2 separate regions of the Mus musculus genome follow, and region 2 is linked to region 1. The links are chromatin loops, found by intact Hi-C in ENCODE. Cell type or tissue: left cerebral cortex. All regions are shown on one strand.

The links. Hi-C counts contacts between places; a loop is a spot of excess contacts. Peaks named below come from ENCODE experiments on the same cell type or tissue, not always from the same donor. Only the 100,000 strongest peaks of a DNase experiment are listed, where the experiment ranks them.
Region 2: a loop joins it to region 1, with 5 times the contacts of the local background. A loop is called at or near these places in 6 of 42 quality-filtered maps.

The regions. Positions count from the first base shown.
Region 1 is chr7:70,324,917-70,332,916 of GRCm38, forward strand. The region is part of intron 1 of Gm29683 (predicted gene, 29683); the gene reads right to left. Among named protein-coding and RNA genes, the nearest start is that of Gm29683, 8.9 kb to the right of the region's middle. In left cerebral cortex, no CTCF peak of the experiment used is centred here; a DNase peak (open chromatin) is centred at 3,434; H3K4me3 peaks cover 976 bases.
Region 2 is chr7:69,987,739-69,995,738 of GRCm38, forward strand. No RefSeq gene overlaps it. Among named protein-coding and RNA genes, the nearest start is that of Gm24120, 34 kb to the left of the region's middle. In left cerebral cortex, no CTCF peak of the experiment used is centred here; DNase peaks (open chromatin) are centred at 1,204, 4,741 and 5,366.

The sequences.
Region 1 (8,000 bases):
AGGAGGAAGAGACGGGCTCCAGTCAGCCACCGCATGCTTTTAAGTAAAAGATAAAATTATTATTCCTTCCTTTGAGGTTGAAGTGAAGATAGCTTGAAAAGGGATTTTATTTACTGCGAGTCATACCGCCCGCCCACCAGAAAGAGAGAAAGAAGAGAGGAAGAAAGAAAGAAAGAAAGAAAGAAAGAAAGAAAGAAAGAAAGAAAGGGAAGGCGCAGACAGGAAGGAAGGAAGGAAGGAAGGAAGGAAGGAAGGAAGAGAAAAAAAAGAAATAAAAAAGAAAAACATTGCCAGGAGTTTTGGGGTCCTTCTTACTTAAAAAAAAAATCCTGAAATACCCAGACATCATTCAGGGGTCCTAGCATGTTGTCCCTAACTCAGCGGGACAATACGGGGCCTGAGGTGGCAGAAGCTTTCCTGTGAGAGGTGTGATGGAGCTTCAAATGATTTGGAGATAGTCTCTTCTCACCCAACTCGCGGCGACTGCCCGCCGAGGCTTTCCGCATTTGCCTTTAGGGAGGGCACCCTTTATGGTGAGGCCACGCAGCGGCTGCCTAGCCTCAGGTGCCTCTTACTGAGTTCTACACTGGAGCCAGCTCCGTCCTGCTGTGGGCTGCGCCCTTCTCTGGCAGCCAGCTTATTGAGAGGGTGAGCAGTCTGTGCTCAGGGTCCCTTGATTCTGGAGCCACAGGGCAGAGCAAAGCCAAGGCCAAGCCTGAGAGTTTGAATTCCTAATGTGCCCCGCCTTCGTTCTGCCCCAAAGGCAACAAGGGAACCCAGGTCCGCGCAACACCAGAAGCGTTTGGGCTGCTTTCGGCTTTGTTTGCTTTAAAACGTAGGTGCAGCGTTTCACCCCAAGATCAGAGAAGCCTCTTACCTCCTGAATACGATCCTTTTCTAAGTTCTTGGGGTTGTGTGTGTGTGTGTGTGTGTGTTCTACTTTTTATTTTATTTTAAAAGAGAGAGCGGAACAGTGGAGAAAGGTTATCTAAGCTGGCGGTGGTTAAAAAAAGAAGTCTCTGGTTGCCTGTGATCTGGGTTTGCTGCCCTCCAGGGTTCTTGCCCCTGGAGAGCTTGGTTAAGTAGCCAAAGGGACATCCCGCGCCAGTCCTTGGCAAAGCCCGGGTCCTGTGGATCTCATTTCCACCCAGCATGAGAACACGCTTGTTTTATGAACAAAGTGGATTGCCTACCAGATCGATACACTGAAGTGTTTTGTTGTTGTTGTTGTCGTTGTTGTTGCTGTTGTTGTTGTTGTTGTTTTTAAAGAGAGTCAGGCCAGCTCTAAACACTGCAGGACTTAACGCCCAGACCTCATTCTGTGTGGAATCTCTCCGGCCTGTTTCGGAAGAGCTCTGGGACTCTTGGCCAGCCAGTGGCTGCCCTACTCTACCCGGATGCCCACTAGGGACTCGGTTCCTCCTCTACCTACGCTGCCCAGGGCAAGGCAGGATCCGCTTTCCAACTCTGCTCATTCCCTTATATTTTCTGCTTCCTGCCCATTTTCTAACGCAAGCGCCCATCCAGAACTCCAGGAGAAACCCCTGCAAATTCAGGGCGCAAAATCTTTCTTTCAAAGCCCAATTGAGTACCTCCCTTCTTCGCAGCGGGAGACCAAGAGCCTGGGAGCCTTATAGGTAGGTGGCCCCGCTCCGAACACCCTATACAGCCCCCCATCTGCATCTCTGCTCAAATGTTTTACAGTGTGCTTAGAGCTTCTTTTTATCCCTCTAGCGTGGGTTTGACCACCTGAGAGTAGCAGCCGCTCCCAGATATCCGACCAGTCTTCTAAACTTCCAGAATGCCAAGTTTCCTGGCTCGAATATGCAACTTGAGGGCCTTTGGTGGTCTCTGGATTGGATTGCAACGGGGGGGGGGGGGGTGGCAAATTTTCTTCTGCTTTGCACATGGGACCTGTCAGGCAGCCTCTAAGTTTAGCCTCTGCACTCCAACCCTAGAGTGTCTCCCTTGACCAGGACAAGGTTCAAATGTTCAAAGATTTGAATTTAGGAAACCTATCAGGGCAATATCTGCACGTTTCTTTTTCTGTCCACCTTCGTACATTATTGTGTTAAAAAAACAGACCTCCCCCCTCCCCCTCCACATGTCTCCTCTTCCATACTTCTCAACACGTAATGTGTGCACTGCAGGGACACACACTGAAATCTCCTTTCTCATGGTCATGGTTTGGGGCTCAAGAAGACTAAATTCTAATTCACAATATTTCTTAAAACAAAACAAACAAAAAACAAAAACCTGTTTCCAACAGTCAGAGTTAAAACAGCCAAAGCAATGTTAAATCAGTTCCCTTTTTCTTCCTAAAGTTTGCCCAATCATATATAGTAATTGTTTTTTCTGGTTCTCACTTTTGCTTCTTTGCAGATTTGTTGTGGTTGTTGTTCCCAGGGTGGTGTCTGAATGCTCCCCTGGCTGCATACCCAGCCCCTTGCTTCTCCTTTTAGAGTTTCTTAGGTTGTTCTAGTCACATATAAGTCATAGTATCCGGATTCTCTTATTGTTTCCCCCTGATGGGCCAATCATTGGGATAATTGATTTATTTGATCCAGGAAGTGCTGATATCTTGGGGAGCAAAATTTGAGTGAGCTTTTACTTTTAAAGAGACAGCCGGGCCAATCTTTTAAGGATGGGGAGGGGTGCCTGTGTTTAAGTGTATATTCATGCAATAATGCCTGTAGATGCTGATTTGTATAGAGTTGACAATATTGACAATTTGTCTAATATCAAAGTGGATGTTGATCTTAGAGTGTGAACTAAATGAAGTATTATCCCATGGAGGGGAAATGAGAAGCAAAACTCTAAGCGTGTAGTAGTCAGTCATTAATTATGAAATCTAAAGCTCTTTTGAACATACGATGCTTGCTAGAAGTGAACTCTTCAGGGTGGTTTTATTTTTGTTGTTTGCTTTGGTTGTTTTGTTTTTGTTTGTTTGTTGTTTCAGTCTTTTATTGGAAATAAGAACTCAAATTCTTGTTGACTAAACGGAAGTTTTAGGACTAGGATGTAGTTTCCTTTCTTTCTTTCTTTCTTTCTTTCTTTCTTTCTCTCTCTCTCTGTTTTTACGACTTTGTCATCCACAGGATCACAGTCATGTCAGAATATCTGGAGAGAGACAGAGACAGACAGGCAGACAGATAGATAAACACAGAGAGCAGGGGGGAGTGGGACAGACAGACAGACAGACAGAGAAAACGGAGAGAAGCCCTACAACCATGACCATCTTTGCATCAAAATTTTCCAGACCTCTATTTTTTACTGTGATCCCACTGATCTGAGTTTGAAATGCGAGCGCAGTGAAGCCCCTAAGCCTTCAATCCTGTGAAATTTTCAAAAGATCTCTAGAAGCAATCTCAAGCTGCCTGACCCCTGACAGGCACCGATCTCTTTATTCCTCCGGCTGCCAGCACTTCATTTGTTGGAATATCTTTCAGATTTGCACCTCCAGATGACAAACCTGAGTGTTTATTATGTGAACATGAATCGGAAATCTCCAAGCCCGTACAAAAGCACCATCTTAAACATAATATTTAATTTCTCAGCCTAAGTGCCAGCTTCTTTATTTGCTTTTCATTAGCTTAAATATTTTTCCAGGTCTCCCCTGTGTCACTTTGATATTTAGATGATTTTCTTCTTCTTTTTTTTAATCATCAGTTTCCCCCTTGGAAAAAAATATCTATCTCCAGTGTCTGCAAGTGCCCGTACAATGTCACAGCGCCTCAGTCAGCCAGGACTCACTCTCTGACATCTAGCCCTGGGACATGGGACACTTCTCCAACAAGATGGGGGCTTAGTCTCTCTCTCTCTCTCTCTCTCTCTCTCTCTCTCACACACACACACACACACACACACACACACACACACACTCTCCTGTTTTTTAACCAGCAGTCAGTGCTGGCTGTAGACCAATGATGACCCTCCATTTGATTCCACTTTATTTTCCTCCTGGCCTTTTAGATTCCTTTTATTTTTATTTAAAACAAAACAAAATCTCAGAAAGTGCAGGGGGGCGGGGGAACATTCCATGGTTCAAACATGCCCAGTTTGGGGCCCGTGCATCCCTGAGTGTACTGAGTTTAAATTTTCTTTCCAAATCAGTGACTCCTGCCCTGGACATTCATTCAATCTTGCCCTGCTACAGTGGGGATAAAGGGTACTGAGGGGGAGTAGATGGGCATAATTCCTAAAATAGAACTGCTATATTTAAATGCTCTCTGCCAAATAAATATTCCACCTACAAGGCACTAGGGTGAAGACATTGGAGGCCCTTGTCTTGGTTTCAGCCTCTGACAGGAGTTTTAGAGCCCAACAGGTTGCCCTGTTGAATAAGTTGAGACAGAGACAAAACTGCGCCCAAGCAGACCCTGGGGATGAATCACCAATATGAAGCAGTCCCGGGTCCAGAGAAGGTGGGCTGACACCCCCTCTACGTGTTTGGATGCCGTGTTGCTATGATTAACTTATTAAACCCCCTCGTAATTATTTTAATTTGACTGAAAAAAATACTTTGGGCAGAGATAGGACGTGTTTGTATTTATCTCCCTCCATACCACACACACCCATAAAACCTGTGTTAAAACAAATGTTACTTTCCTCTCTCCGTACATGGGCCCTCCCTTTTTTGAAATAGACCAGAGGAACTGCCATTAGATCGAATGGCAAGTCTTTATGGAAAGTGTTTTGCATAATTACATACCAAAGCCAGAACAGTCACCTCCACATTTTATGGGTCACAAACCATCAACAATTGCCACATTATTGTCCACGAAACCTTCGTCCCTTCATTGATGGAGCGGACTCCACTGCCTAATCTAGAACGGGAGAGGATGGAAATTTCTTCTAATAAGAACCCAAGAAGATTATGTCCTCAGTGACGCCGTGTTTACATATAGTTATAAAGTTCAGAGAACCGAAGGGGAGAGGGAAGGAAATCGGACTAGGCCTGATTAAGAACACGCATCCGTGTAATATAGATAGCGCATCAAAGGAGGAGGCTGGATACCTCTCCCCTTTCAGTTTCGACCCCTTTTCTACCTTTGTGATGCTGTAATTAAGATATTCTTATTTAGACAGACAGCTTCTCTGGTAACTGAATAATATTAGCCCCTTTGATGTCAAACTTTTGACAGTTATCACACCAGCACTGGGCAATTTAGCACAAATGCCCTCCTTTAAAAAGAGAGAGAGAGAGAGAGAGATAGAAACCCCCAGTGTCTTTGAAGAAATCTAATAAGTGCGATCCTTATCACCAGGCGATTTAAATCGCCGACGACAGGCCACCTAGCTATGAATTACATTCGGTTATACATAATAAAGCTGAATTTGGGTTTCAGTTCATTGCTCGGCGGAAGAACCCTAACTGCATCACCTCTCTTCTGAATCCCAAAGTAGTTGCTCAGATGAGGAGAAAGCACCCAAGATTACCAGGCCAGGGCAAGGACGTTGAAGAGATGGGGACTAGTGAGTGCAAAGCCGAGCGCCCTTTCCCCAGTTCCGGGGAGTGGGGCAGGACCAGACACCCACTCTCCGGATGAGATGTCGCTGTTGCTTTCCTAGCCTGGCCGCCAAATTTGGGATTTGCCAGATGGTGGGATTATCTTCGCGTCTGTTATAGTGTGTGTGTGTGTGTGTGTGTGTGTGTGTGTGTGTGTGTGTGAGAGAGAGAGAGAGAGAGAGAGAGAGAGAGAGAGAGAGAGAGAGAGAGAAGAGAAGAGGAGAGATCGCGGGTGGAGGGTAGAGAATAACGTCAAGACAGAAATCTAGAGACTGAGCTGGCTCCTTGAAAATGCTCACTCGGTTACCCTTTACCCGCTTTGGGCCCTGCCACCTCCTGGACCCTCACTCGAGCCTTTGGCATCTCGGATTGGCCTCCCCCTCGGGCACAAACAACACCAGCGCCATCCGGGCCCCTCGGCGTCGGCTCCCTGCCTAAGTCTCAGGACCTGAAGCTTAGTGCCCAGATGCAAAGAGCAAGGAGTTGGGGGTGGGGGTGGGGTAGGAACAAGCCTCGTGGAGGAAGAGTGGGTGGGTAGGAGAGTTGTTAAGGGAAAGGAGCAAAGAGGGCGGAGTGGGAGGGGTGGAACGGGAATACTGACACCTGGAAGGCATTGTCTTTGCTAGAGACACCTGTCAATCTCTGCTCAGGGGTCTTGAGGCCAGGGGCGGGGAGGCCGCCGTTCTCCTTGGTGATGTCATCTAGGAGTCTCGTCCCTAAGGAGGGTGGGAATGGCTCCGAGGGCGCAGAGCCCAGAGGGCTTAGAGAAGCGTGGGGGAGGAAAAGAGAAAATAAACAGAAGTAGCTCTCTCGGCTGGCAATTTACATGGAAATCAATAATCCAACTTTAATGTTATTTTTAATCTTCCCTGACCGTCTTGCCTTTTCACTAGGGGAGAGGGGATGAGGTTACAACAGCCCATCCCTCTACCCACACAATCGCTGGGGAAGTCTTGTTATCTCAAATCCCGGTGCAACCAACCCTTCCCCCAGATCCACACCCCGCCCCCCTTTTCTGCGGGTCGTTCCAAACGCTGCCTTCAGGCTTGAGAAGGAAACACTTTGGGACGAGTTTTGAAAGTCTTCCGATACTGCACCGGGTGAAGGGGGAGTTAATTAACGCCAGGCATGCTCAGCGAGTGGGAGAGGGGGCCTCGGCGTGGGTGGGCGGGCCAGGTCGACTGCAGAGGTGCGCGCAGTGCGGGAGGCGCGGGATCTGGAGGCCCGAACTTGCGGGCCTTTGCTGGCAGGAGGTGATCGGAGGTGGCTCGGGCAGGGAGCGCGGAGATGCCCCCAAGGAGTCCCCCCGTTAATCCTGGGGAATTCTGATCTCCCACCTACTGGGCCCCCACTCCCAACCCACCGTGTGCTACAGAACTCTCATTCTTTTCGGCCGGAGCTAATTAGCAGCCTGCCAGCGGCCTGATTTATGGAAACGCTCGGGCGGGCGGAGACGCACCGCTAGCGGAGCTCTGGCTGCCTCCGGGCGGAGCGAAGGAGGAGTCTCCACCGACCTCCTCCGACGAATTTCCCTCCTCCCTGCCAGGGGGAAAAAAAGAAGAAGAAGAAGTTGCTGTTTCATCGCTTCGACCTGGCTGGTCCAGGAGCCTACCCCCTCGCCCTAACCACCTTAACCTAGGACGCGGGGATGTTTAGGTTCCTGTGGGCAAGGCAGGGACTGTGGCCCAGTAGCAGCATCCCGCAAGTGTTGAGGCCACCAGGTTCCAGCTCCGGCTAGAATCGGAGCCTTCCAGCCCTGGGATCTCAGCTCAAGGTCCCCAGTGAAGGGACGTCGGATCTAAAGGCTCTTAGGGAGCCGCAGTAGGACCAAATCAGATCTCTAGGCAGGAAGGAGAGATGGGCGACTGCAAAGGGACAGACTCAGATGTCTTTGTCTGGATCCTAGAGGCCGCCGCCGGCCGTGTTCCTTTCCACTTTCTAGTTATTTTCTTTTTGGTGTTCTCCAGTGAGGTCCTCTCTTCGGTTCAAGCGAGTGTCCAGCGAAAGGCCATTCATTATTAGAAGCATTTAGCCAGGCGTTTATCCAAAGAAACAGTGCAAACCTGATGTTTGCCTTCCTGGGTTGTTGTGGGTGACCCAGGAGGAAGGGGGAAGTAGATCCCCCCCTTTACCCCGCGGACCCCAGTAGCGAGGGTGGAAGGAGGGGCCGGTGAAGGACAGAGGAATCTCAGCATGGACCTGTTGCTGGCGCTTAAGCAGCCCTTCTGCTCCTCAGAAAAGCACTGTTTGCCAGTGTTTCTCCAAGATGCACCAGAGGGACGCGACCGTGAGAGCATCTGTGCCTGCTAGAAGCATTTGGAAGGGACAAAACAGGCAGACCCAGAGGCCAGAGGCTTAGGCAGCCTCTCTGGCTCAGGGTTGAACTGGAAACTGGGCAGCGCAGGTGTGAAAAGTGGTAGGGGCAGAAGTCTCTGGCAAGATTGCCCGGTTCCTTAAGCTCGTTTCTCTCTCAAACCCTATCCCAGCACTC
Region 2 (8,000 bases), 340 kb before region 1:
CACCTCTTTTCATTGACTGACCGAAAGTGATGCAGTGAAGAGGTGCAGCCAGTGGGATCTTCAAACAACTGTGGGGGTGACTTTATATAAAGCGTGGCAAAGGAACACAAGGTGGCTCTATCCAAACCAGGGAGCTCTGGGGCAGCCAGGTGCCCTATCTAGATCTTCTGTGGTCACAAATGGGTGCTCACAGAACAATGGTGGAGCTTTCAAAGAGCAAGGAAATTCAGCAACAAGGCCAGCATTGCTTTACATGAATAATACCACGGCAAGCTCTGCCACCCTTTTAGTCTTGATCTTAGAATGATTGCTGTATTAAAATGACTCCTTTCAATTCATGCAATGTCTTCCTAAGTAGCAGCAGCAGTTCAGCCACTGACTGCATGAGGGCACGTAATCTAGAATATTTTCAAATGATTTTAATAACAGGGTGCGTTCTATGTAGTCTTCGTTTTGAAAAGGCACCTCTAGGAACAATCCTTAATATCAAACAGGAGATTTTAAACCGAAACAAAATACATATCTGCAGAGTTGGATATTTGCTTAAAAAGTTACAATACCCCTTAGAGAAAATTATTGAGAATAACCTGTGCACGATGGGTTGGTTTTTTTTTTTTTTTTTTTTTTTTTTTTTTGGTTTTGGTTTTGTTTTGTTTTGCTTTTTTGTTTGTTTTTTTGTTGTTGTTGTTTTGTTTTGTTTTTTTGTTTTTTCCCTTCCTAAGGTACAGGCTCCACTCTGGTGAAGAATAAAGCGTTTCAATTATATTTATTTTTCTAAATCACAGATGCATTCATTGTTGCCGATGGTTTTTCCTTTCTCTTGATCAAAGAAAACCGAGCATCTCAAGGGCAAGGCCCATAAACACCCTTTCTATTTATATGTGAACTCCGCTGCATCTCGTGAGGGCTGTGATGCAGTCCAGGATCTTGCTAGAAGCCTAAAGCCATTTCCTGAGAGGCTCCCTTACAAGGCTCCAATGCCTCCATGACTTTCTGCATCAGCACTCCCATCTTTGGGGCACGAAGATTGATTTTCTTTCTCCCTGCAAGTGAAAGTCCAGAGTGTGTGCCCCCTGCCTACTACCCTGAGAGTAGACAATACAACCACCAGATCAACTTGAAAAACTCGTCCAGGGGGAGCCTTCCCGCCACCTCTGAGCTTCTCACTAGGTTAAGTGCTCCATATATCAATGAAGGCAAGCCCTGCCGGCCCTGGTTCCCACAACAGCTGCTTGCTGTGACTCCCTCCAGCTCTAGTTTTGATATGTTCTGCACCTCCTGTGCAGGGAGCCTGCCCATCAGTGGATGTACGAGCACTCTGAATCTCAGAATGGAGTCTCAAAATTGGGGCTGGAAATAACATCTTGATCTAAGACCACAATAAAAACATCAAAGCATGTGGGTGTGGAACTCATTAATGTAGCCATGCACACACACATGTGCTTAGGCACATCACTAGTGGTTGTTTTAAATCTCAAACTGGCTTAACACATATGTGCATTGCCTAAATTTAAAATGCTGGGTATTTGCTGTTTTGTTCTGGTTTTGTTTGTTTGTTTGCTTGCTTGCTTTTGTTTTCTTAGTACCAAGAAACAATTCCTTTTTAAGGCAGAATTGACTGTTTGAGGCAGAAAATTAGTTTTGAATTAAAATGGGGAAATGGAAAAGGCAAGATTTATCTTCAGTAAAATATCTGTCTACAAAATATTTGTTTTCTGTAACTCAAGAAACTCGATTTACCTGCATAGTAAACTGGGTACTAAGAAGGAGATAGAATTAGGTGAGAAGGTGAGGTGTATAATCTGAGGGTACACGAAGAAGATTGACAAAAGGCTTTGTTTTCTAGTACTGTACACAGTCTTATTTAAAGATTTTTTTTCCCTTTCTGTGACACAGACTATGTTTCTTAGTTAACAAAGATGTGATAACTATAACATGGCATACTTCCTAAGTTCAATGTTTTTATATACAAAACTGAATCTCAATCATTAGAACATTAATTGGTTGAATATGCAAGCAATTTTAATAACAAGTAGTCGATAGTTTTATTTAGAAAAGTTAGTTGTCATTTCTTTAACCTCTGCCTCTTGCAATTTTCTAGGAGAAGGTTGAAAATCCCACCACCTCCTTCTTTGAAAAAGAATTTAATAAGCAAATATTCAATTGGATCAAGGTATAAGATGATCAACATGACAATTAGACATTTATTACATTGTTAAAATACTTAAGGTTTAAAATTTCATATTATTAGAGTGTGACTTGTCTTTGGAAACCATCACTTATAATATCTAGGGGAAAATAAATTCTTCATTATTGGTAAAAGTGTTTTGTGGTGTTCACAAAATGAATTTAATATTTTGTCTCTTCGTAATATCTAATACTTTTTCATATAGATTGAGCAGTGAGATGTTAAGTCATACCATTTATCACACCAAATGCATAACATTCATTTGCATGCTGCTCATGGTAGAAGTATTTATCAATTAAATTTATTTGATAAATCAATTATAAAATTAAATTTAAAAAATAAATTTAGTGAAGGAAGGCTTTGCCACTGAAGACTTGGAGAATCTCTTCAATCTCAGGACATTTCAATGTTGAATTCCTATTGAAAGTTGTTATTGTTATATAGGACCACATAATCTCATAAGGGAAAGTGAGTGTGTTTATCTTTAATAATGAAAACCATGTCTCCTCTACTACTCTCATTAGCAAAATCCATGCAAGCAAACTACCAGAAGTAGTGCGGATTTAACGACATAGAATATTTTTGATGGTAGGGGTGGTTGGCAATGAAAAGACAGATTGAAATGATATGTCAAATATTAGTAGCCTTTTAAGACGTCATCGCCCGTGGCCCTTAACCTCTTACAGATGGCAAACAGGGGGCAGCACAAACGAAATTAAGAAGATAGTGTGTTGACAGGAGCAAGTGGGTTCCAGTTTTTATCCCCACAGACAACAGAATGACATCATCTCCTTTCAAAATGACACATTAATGAATTTAGCAACACCTGAACTTTTCTGACGACAGCACCTTTGACACTGGCAGGTTCTCCTGTGTCAGTAATGATAGGATTGTGTATCACCCTCCCTCTTCAGAGCTGATGGCAGAATTACCTTTTGGGCCCTAACAAGTTGACAGGGTCTCATTTTGTTCCCTCTTTTAATGACATCTTCTTTGCAGGTGAACTGGAGAAGTGATGACTTCTCCCCCCCCCCTTTTTTTGTCTTGGAGGATTCCTAAATGTCACTGAGAGACCTAAGACGTCTCAATCTCACTTAAGGCAAACGGGAAGCCCAGGGTTTTTAAAGGTGAAATGGAGCTTGCTAATGAAGAAACATCACTCTCTGTGGGGCGTGCTCCTTGTTAGTTCAGTGTAGGTGAGTGTCGCAGGTTAGCTGTCCAACCTGACCCAGGGTGTGAGTGCACATGTCATCTTTTATTTATCAAGGTTTAAAAAAAAATAAAGAAGAAGAAAGAAAGAAAAGAAAGAAAGAAAACAACCTAATTGAATGATTGGGTGATAAAAACAATAAACTCTTCTGCATTTTGGCTCCAAAGAGAAAGGGTAATGAGCTCTTGTCTCAGAAACTCATCCTGGTGGAGTTCTCGTTATGATACAGTTCAAACGTGTCAACTGAAACATGTGAACGGTAAATACAACTCCCCATTGATGGGAACCAGGAACCTAAGTTTGATGTTTATTTTCATTTCCCAACCTCTTTATACAATCCATGAGTGTGGCAGTCCTTCCGTTGTTAGACATTTGGTTCAGTCCTGTTTCCTTTTCATAATAAATATGCAAGATGTGTAATGTTGTGATTACCATTCACTTACAAAATATTGTGAAATCCAAAGGAGTGCGACAGATTCCTCCTAAACATCAGAAACTTAGCAAAGTTTCTCCCCATGTTTCAAAAATCCCATAGGCTAGTCTCTGCCTGCTAGACTATTTTTTTCTTTAAGGTTTTTCTCCTGATATTACCCATCCAGCTGATTACCATCTGGGAAAAAAATATTAAAAACGGAAAGTCCAATTCAGGAAGTGACATAAAATCCATTATGGCTGAATAAGACAAAGCTCACCCACAAAATCAAACCTAAATCAAGGTTCAAGGGACAGAACAGAAAGGGTTAAGGAATCATTATCAGCTCTCAGCTCACAGACACTTTCAAATGACCAAGAAACACTGAAGGCAATATCCCAAATTATTAACTAATAATGTGTTCAACACAGCAAAGCTCATTAGCACACTAGACCTGGCCTGTGACAATGTGTTCCTTTGCATTTCTTGTTTACCTGAAAATCTCTAATTGCCACCACAGAAACTTCAACAGTCCAGTGGATCTGTTTGAAAATGCACAAGCTAGCAAGGCGAACCTGGCAGTCTCTGTACAGTAGCAGCAGCGTGTTCTCCCTCTTCCTACCAGTTAGAATTTTGTTACCAGGGCTGGTGAGGGTTACCTCATTCTCACCAAGTGGAAATTACTCCCTGAAAGAAGAGCATGGTTTCTGAATGAAAGCATTCCCATGAATTGTGGCCTCTAAGGCCGTTTTGGAGGAAACATGAAATTACACTGGATTCTAACAGGTAACAATAATGACTTTTTCACCTGCCAACAGCTAACTTAAAATTCCCACACATGTGGGCCATTTCTACTTGGTGCGTTCTTTGAATTTCAGCGGCTTTGCTTTTCAGTGCCTGGTTTCTCCCATGCCTCCTTTGTGTCGGAGGCTCACACTGGGTTCTCCTTCTTTGGTGCTGGGCTTTCTTTTCACAGTGACATTTCAACATAAACAGTCAATATTCATTACCTCAAAGGAGACTTCCCTCCTATTGCTGACCAATTAAATACCAGCTGAGACGGGCAGACAAAGGTAAGGGAGCTGGAACACAAGACAGGCTCAGGGCTTCCTCCCTGCTCCCTTCAAGGATGAAAAAAAAAATGTAATCAAAACAAAGAGAGCTGGGGATTTAGGGACTATCTGTGTCCGAGAGGCACGGTGCCGTTGGATATTATGTCTCCTTATCTTTTCATCTGGCATACTGCAGAGAGCGGGGATTTTGCATTATTTTTGTTGTTGTTTTTAATAATTCACCACCATGCATTTTTGAGGTTTCGCCGAGAAGGACAATCAGCCCTTAATTAGTTCCTGACTGAAGATGGCCATATTGGCTTAGGCTGTTTCGTCGGTTGCTGGTGGACCTGACCTTTATTTTCTTACTCCGCTGCCTAATTTGATTTAGCTTGATTTCTGTATTTCTCCACCACACAGGAGCGGCTCAGGAGGCGCCACTTAGAACATCTGTTGAGACAGAGCCCTTTCGGATGAACTCACCACGTCCCGGGAATTGCTGGGAATGGCTGTGAGGCTCCTCAACTGAGTCCTCTGAACTGTGCCTTCACTTCAGGGAAGGAAGTGGGGGAAGAGTATTCTCGTAGATCCCCTTGAATCATTAAACAGCTCAACTTCCTTCTCGCCCCCAGGCACCCCTCCCCCTATGCACTCACTCTCTCCAGGATGCACAGAGAATGCCCGGCACTTCTGGAACCATTTTCTTCAGAAACCTGGATAGCAGTATTGTTGTGTTTAAATTCTGCACATTTCAAACTCTCTCTCTCTTACATACACACAATCTGGAACGACTGATTCGCTCCAAGTTGTGAGACTTTCCCTCCTCACACATGAATTGTGCAGCAAAGTAGGCATTCCAGGTTTCCGGGTATTCCTCTGTGAAATCTTCCAATAATTCTATTCACCTACACAGAATATTCTCTGCATTGTAAGAGAGTCACATCACACACATTTGTTGTTATTATTGTTCTTCTTCTTCTTTTGAGCTATAGCCTGGATACAAAGGACTGTAACTCCAACTGCTATTAAGAGTATCTTCCCCCAAATCAACATTTTCTTTAGTGGGGACCTGAAAGAGAATGACTCCATATCCAGGAAGCCCTCAGGGCCTGTTCATCTTCATTAGCCTGCATACCCTTTCCTAGCTTCCTCAAGATGCCAAAAGCACTTGCAATGTCCCTAAAACAAACAAAAGTCACTGAGATTCCTACTCCTTGTCCATTAAAAAATGAAAAACAGTGATCAATACTCAAAGCAATGGCCAGTTCAAACTGTGTGTGTCATATTCATTAGCTGCTCCACCAAAGTGATATCCCAGTTTAATTTTCTGAGAGCCCCTCATGAATTATTACTTTGCTTTGTCTCATGCAAATGAAGGCACAGTGAATCCAAGGTGGTAAACTTTTATTTACCTGGATATCTTTACTTATGTAAAGAAAAAGGAGATTTAGTTCATAGTAAATGTGTTTTCCCTCTCCCCCGCCCCCCATATTAGATTAGGTGAATTTAGTCAAGAGAGAACTGTATTTTCTATTTGTGCTTCTAGCAGCTAGAGGGCACAAAAGAATGCTTTTACTTTGCCTTGTCTTTTTTTTTTCCCCCTCCCCACTGAATGGAACTATGCAGACTCAGAAATAAACAATGAAAGAGAGGCTGGTGGTTTTATTGCACCTGCCTTATGTAGATGCCATAAAAAAAAAAAAAATCCCTTCCAATAGGATTACAAATTCCGGAGGAGAATGGTCTCTGAGTGTGGCCTTGGAGAACTACATCTTCCTAAAATAAAGAGTAAATCCCAAAGAAGGAGAGCCTCAAAGTGGGGTGAAACAAGTTTGGACCATCATGATGTTTCCAAACTATTTTGTAAAGCTCTTTGTTCAAATGCAATATAAACACATGTTTAACCTTTATCATTCCAGCATCTTAAATATTAATGTCGGTTGTGCTTCCGCATTAACAACATCTATTATTTTTGCGCTAATAAGAGGCTTACAAGAATAAACATGAAAGGCTTGGAGCAACCTCCCTGTCAATTAAGAAAGTCAGCAGTACTTCAAGTGCACACTTCCAGCAGATCCCAGCAACTGGAATCAGACCGAAATGCATGCTTCCAGCTATGAGCAAGGCCCCACCCCATCACTATAAATGTCTTAAATCATCTCCTGCCCACTGGTACACACCCCCATCTTGTAAAAAGCCAGCTACTGAGGACTCGATGGTAAAAGGCATTCTTTTTTGGACCATTTATTTGTAAAGCATAATAGTTTGGCATTTTTCTGCAAGACACACTAATAAACCTCGGGAGGAGTCACATCTGTTGCTGAAGAACAAAATGGGTTGGGCCTCAATAGCATAATATATATAAACACTTTTTCCCCCTAATGAACTGTACCACCCCCTTAGGCATAAATGAGTTGGATCTGGATAGAGTACCATTTGCCAAATTGTAAATTGCCTACATTTATTTTGGGAGTGCACTAAACAGAGTGCTAATTGCCTTGTTTAGCACTTTCCTTTCTTTCATTTGCACTGGTGTAAAATCTTAGTAAATTAACTCAAGGCTTTTATTATGTAGGTAGCATTTGAACAACCAAGAATTAGTGAGGAGGCAGCATGAAAGGACGGATAAAAGAGGAGTTGGCTCTACCCAGAATGCCATTTATATGTCCCTTGAATTAAAAGGATGGAATTAACTTTTAATCCTTGGGCTTTTTAAATTGCCGATGTTAACACGGAATGTATTACGCAGCCATTTTATTCAAATTTGCTCACTTAAAATGGGTAGGATGTTAACAACCATGATCGTATGGGGAAAGTGCAGCTAGCTGTATTCATATACACAAGTGTATATATTAAGATTCATTCCAAATAGCAATTTATGTAGTTGCAGTCAATTGCATAGTCAAGATTCCAGCTTATTGTCAAAGACAAAACACTCCAAAGTCATTACCGTCCACCACTCTGCAGAATCCTATGTGAAATGAGTTGAGAGCCTGGTTGCCACTCCTAATGGACAGGTGTGCACTTCAGAAAAGCCATCTCTGACTTAGTGGCACACAGAATATAGTGTGCCATGGATGCTTGACTATGTGGGATGGTACCAAGCAGCCAAAGGCTAAAGGTCACATGTTCTTACAG